Regions from separate parts of the Homo sapiens genome. Here region 2 is linked to region 1. A link is a loop called in an ENCODE intact Hi-C map of the cell type or tissue named here. Cell type or tissue: endothelial cell of umbilical vein. All regions are shown on one strand.

What was found. Hi-C counts contacts between places; a loop is a spot of excess contacts. Peaks named below come from ENCODE experiments on the same cell type or tissue, not always from the same donor. Only the 100,000 strongest peaks of a DNase experiment are listed, where the experiment ranks them.
Region 2: it touches region 1 in a loop (6-fold over the local background); 1 of 110 quality-filtered maps calls a loop at or near these places.

What each region holds. Positions count from the first base shown.
Region 1 is chr5:115,523,772-115,526,271 of GRCh38, forward strand. FEM1C (fem-1 homolog C) reads right to left here. Exons shown (of 3, transcript NM_020177.3): 3 at 1-1,846. The coding sequence ends at 537. Among named protein-coding and RNA genes, the nearest start is that of FEM1C, 20 kb to the right of the region's middle. In endothelial cell of umbilical vein, no CTCF peak of the experiment used is centred here; no DNase peak of the experiment used is centred here.
Region 2 is chr5:113,525,303-113,527,802 of GRCh38, forward strand. It overlaps YTHDC2 (YTH N6-methyladenosine RNA binding protein C2), which reads left to right. Exons shown (of 30, transcript NM_022828.5): 4 at 1,284-1,483. Among named protein-coding and RNA genes, the nearest start is that of YTHDC2, 13 kb to the left of the region's middle. In endothelial cell of umbilical vein, no CTCF peak of the experiment used is centred here; a DNase peak (open chromatin) is centred at 1,289; H3K27ac peaks cover 457 bases.

The DNA of each region.
Region 1 (2,500 bases):
TGTGCATAGAGAAGATAAAGCACTTATGGTAACTGCAAATGGTAACGAGTCCTTAAGGTTTGTACAACCTAGTATGGGTCCATAAGGAAAAAACTGTAGTAGAAATGGTTAGGACAAACAATAAAGTAGAAACAGGGGGGAAACTTGAGAAGAGAAGAAAGAAGCAAGAAAAAAAGACTTTCAATTGTATAAAATTCACAAACCAGTAAAGTATAAAGACACCATGGAGAAATGGTTAACTCTGCCCCAAACACCCAACAGCAAACAAAACCAGAATGAATAAGCCTTTGGCAGACAATTTTAGAAATTTGAATGTTACATTTCTCAATAATTCACAAACAATATATTATATGGTATATTTATATTAAATATTGGGAAACCAATGTTGTAAATTTGATGCTTATAATGCTTTAGCCAATGAGAGCACAATGATATCAATCAAGCTAAATGAATGCTGGTGTTATCACAACAGTGCTCATTTATGAAACAACTGTTACCAATTCGTGCTTTAACAGTGCTAAAATACAGTCAAGTTATCATCTATGAAGGGAAACAAAAGTCTCTAGCTTTTCTGGGATATGCCCTTTATAATATATTCTATGATTCACTATGACACGAGCAGCAAGACACTGCAATGTGGTATGATTTATAGGCTGGATTAAATTTTTAGCTATTTCCTTCTCATCCAGCAAGTCACTAGCAGTTTGTTTGTGCAAGTTTGTGGCATCAAAATGTGCACCTGATTTAATAAGGAGATTCATGATGTCTGGATGGTTGTTAAGAGCAGCGATATGCAGGGGACTGTTGTCATCCGAGTCTCTGACGTTCACATCAGCACCACATTCTATCAGTATTGCAGTAACTTGTAGAGATGGAAATTTACAAACAGGGTACCGCCCTACACATGTAGTATTCTTGTCCACAGCCAGATGAAGAGGGCTGAAGTTATTCTTTCCCCTTGGATGCAGCTTAAGAAACCTGTATATAGTCTGCTTTTTGAAATGGTCTTGTTCTAGAGTACAAGGAACTTTCTCTAACAAGCAAATTAAGTGCAAAATAATAGAAAGGGCCTTATTTAACTGTAATGGGTCAGCTGGACACTGAGTTTGTTTGATAGCTCGCTCTATTTCAAGGACGCTTTTGCAAAGTATGCCCATAAGATCATCAAATGTAACAGTAGTACCCAGCAGGCCTTTAGCCCTATCCTGTAGCATAAAGGAGAATAGTTCTGCAAAAGATAATAAGCTGCTGGCGGTCATTGGGCTTAAAGGATCCAAATTGCTCTGCTGCATATCCAAAGCATACTTCCATAGGTTGATGCATCGTTTGAAATTTCCAGAGTCTGCATAGACAGCGCCTCTATATCTAATATAGTAAGAGGTATCAGGATGAGAAGGACCAAGAATACGTTCTCTGATTAATAGTGCCTGCATTCTCATCTCATCAGGATCAGCAATAAGACCTTCTAGCTCTTCTGCACTGTTCACTTCCTTGGCATAATCATAAGCCATTATTAGTGTCTGTGGCACTGGTTTACTAATAATATTAGTCCTATCACTGTACCTCATGTTCATTGCCTTTTTCCAGTATTTCAAAGCCCCAAGCAGATCTCTTTTTTTGTCTACAAATGTAGCTCCCAGAAGCTCTAGAGCATTAATACGTTCTGTCTTGCTGGTCTGTGCATGGTGTGTCAGAAAATCCACAATATTTGTGTGACCAGTCACACTTGCTGAGAGAAGGGGAGTCATTCCATAACCATCCTTTTCCATCTTGGCACAATACATAAGAAGCATCTTCATGATGTCCAAACTTCCAGATTCTGCACAATCATGCAATGCAGTATTACCTTAAAGAGAGAGAGAAAAAAAGAAATAACATACATTGAGGGACCAAAATATAATGTAATATATATATGCACTTTAGAACCTAAAGAAAAGCAGGAAGCTTTAAGTTCCTAAGTAGGACATACTTGGTTTACAAACGAGAAAAAAAAATTCCCCCAGTACCTAAAACTAGTATCTGATATTAAACTTATTGAATAAATGACATGACCAAATTAGGTGTAAAAAGACATCCAAAGTCACCAGAAGAAATTCAAACTAATCCATGGTCTCTTCGTATTTTTCATTAATGTTTTAAAGTGCATATTTTATTATCTAAAAATCGGTAGAATACAAATAACCAGCTATTCACCATTTTACTGACAAGTCACTTAACTTCCAGGTCAGTTTCCACATTTATAAACAAGGAATTGGTCTTTTTTTTTTTCTTTAGAGACCAGGTCTTGCTATGTTGCCCAGGCTGGTTTTAAACTCCTGGGCTCAAGCAATGCTCCTGCCTTAGTCTCCCAAAGTGCTGGGATTGCAGGTGTGAGCCACAATGCCTGGCCAGACTGCTCTTTAATATATCTAAGATTCTTCATTTTGACTCTAATAGTAGTCAGAAATTATTTTTTCAATATTTATTTCTGATTGCCAAGTTGAATTTCAACTGTCTTAGC
Region 2 (2,500 bases), 2.0 Mb before region 1:
ATGATTAAGAGTTGTAAAAATTTGAAACAAAGTGCAGTGTTAAAGCATGTCATTAAGTTGAACCAAGTTTTTTTTTTTAGTATTAATAATAATATCAATAGCTACCATTTACTGAGCATTAACTGTGTATGAGGCAGTATACAAAACCCTTTATATGGGGCCTCCTAGCAACCTTTGCAAGGTAAGAATTTCCCCTATTTCACAGGTGAAGAAACTGAGGCTTAGAGGAATTAAATAATTCATTCGAGGACACCAAACCAGCCAATAAACTGCAGAGCGGGTATTTGACTCCAGGGACTAGACTTTCCTATATTATGCTGCCATAACACACTAATAAGTGAGATTTTGAACTGGGGCTTTAGCTCTGGTAAGAGATTGGACAGAGTCTTCAGTACATTAAGTTGCTCAAAAGTAGGTAGATAATGTATTTGGGTTATAAAATAAAGATGTAATTTTACTATTTGGAAAGATCACTTCCCTATTAAGAAAACTATTTATTGCCTATAGTGATAAAATTTACATAGTTATTATTGTCTATTGGAATAGATCAGCAGAATATAGAAAATATGTGGTCCTAGATATCAAAGAACTTTCACTTTAAATATAGGCACACAAACATATTTTGAGCTACATGAATATAAAACATTTCATACCTCTTCTTTATTCCTATCTGTTTAGTTAAATGTGGATGTTGGCTAAAATACGCCATTAGGAAATTTGTTAACATTAGGACCTTTATATTTAACACATAATTATTCTATTTGATCACTTAATCTTACATGTATAGCATTAAACATATATGGGATATTTTCTTTTTTTTGTAATATGTTTTCGTAATGTACGTGACAGATCTTATAAGTATAATGTACATTATTTCCTACTACAAAAATTTAATTTTCCATGAAATTATTGATAGAAATTTATAACAAGCCTAAAAATCATCTAGATTATCAAGATTGTTTTATTTTTAATGGTTATTGAATGATTTATTTTTATCAATTTTTAAACATTATGTACCAGAAATATGTCTGAGGTTCACTTTCTAATTGATATTGAAATTTTGTAACATGTTCAATGAGAATATTATGTGTAAGAGTACAATTGAGATATTGCTTGACAACTTTATGTAGACTGAGTAGAGAAGAAAACATTTGAAAGGAATTATGTTAGAAATTATGTCTTTTGGCATGTTTTTCTAGGTTTGGCAAAAAAAATTACTTATTTTTAACACTTCTTTTTCCGTGTTGATCATACATTTTTTGTTCTTTTATTCATTTTCAAAGAAAACCGGGAAATGAGCAAGACAAGTGGGCGACTCAACAATGGCATACCTCAGATTCCAGTGAAAAGAGGAGAATCCGAATTTGATTCTTTTAGGCAGTCTTTACCAGTGTTTGAGAAACAGGAAGAAATTGTTAAAATAATTAAGGAAAATAAAGTAGTTTTGATTGTAGGAGAAACTGGGTCTGGAAAGACCACACAGGTTTGTTTCTTTTTTGTTGTTTATAGAAAAAAAAAAAAAAAATATATATATATATATATATATAGTCCCATATTATAATTTTATATCAAATTTACACTGCATATGTTTAAAAAAACAGAAAAAGAAACTTGTGGTTATTATAGTAATGGTTATTTCAGAAGTAAATTACTACTGGAATATATTTGGAGAATTTGTAGAAAGAAAATGTTTTAAATAATTTACTTATTTTTAAACTAGTGCATTAGGCCTTTATTTAAACAGAGTTGGGAAACTGATTTGGTATCATGGAAAGAAGATGGGCTTTGGCCTTGAATTTAGATTCCAGTTCCCTCAGTTATTGAAGTTCCAGGCTCTTTTTGTAACCTCTGTGAGCCAGAGTTCTCATTTATAAAATGGGACTAATCATTGCTACCTTTCACAGTGAGGTGTAGAGATTATCTCTGTAAAGTGCCTAGCATAGCATTTTGCATATAGGAACCAAAGTAAAAGCAGTAATAACAAATATTAATATAAAGTTGACTGTAGAATGGAATTAATATGATAGGTTTGACTTGCATTTTTAGAATCAAAGTACCTCCTTATGAAGTTTTACTCATAGGATAACAGATTGGAAGTAGTAAGTATGACATCATATGACTCTTGTGTACATTCTTGCGGCATTTCAGCTTAAAATTACTAAAATTAGTTTGCTTTTAATAGAGGTTCAGATAAAATAATAAATAGAATATTTGTAGGTTTTCTTCTTTTAGGGACATAATTTTGCTTTTGACAATTGCCTAAAATTTCCTGTGATTATATTGGTTAGTTTAATAGGCTTAGTAGATAAGGCAAGGTGGGAGGAGAAGTTGAGTATAAACTTTACCAGTTTTTTACTTGAAGGACTTAAACATTTTTACAGAATTATATCTGTTTATCCTTAAAACTTGATCCTGTAAAACTGAATAATTAAAAACATGATGAAATTTTTTTCTGAAGACTATACAAGATCTTTCTTTAGCATGAGTTTGTTTTTTATTT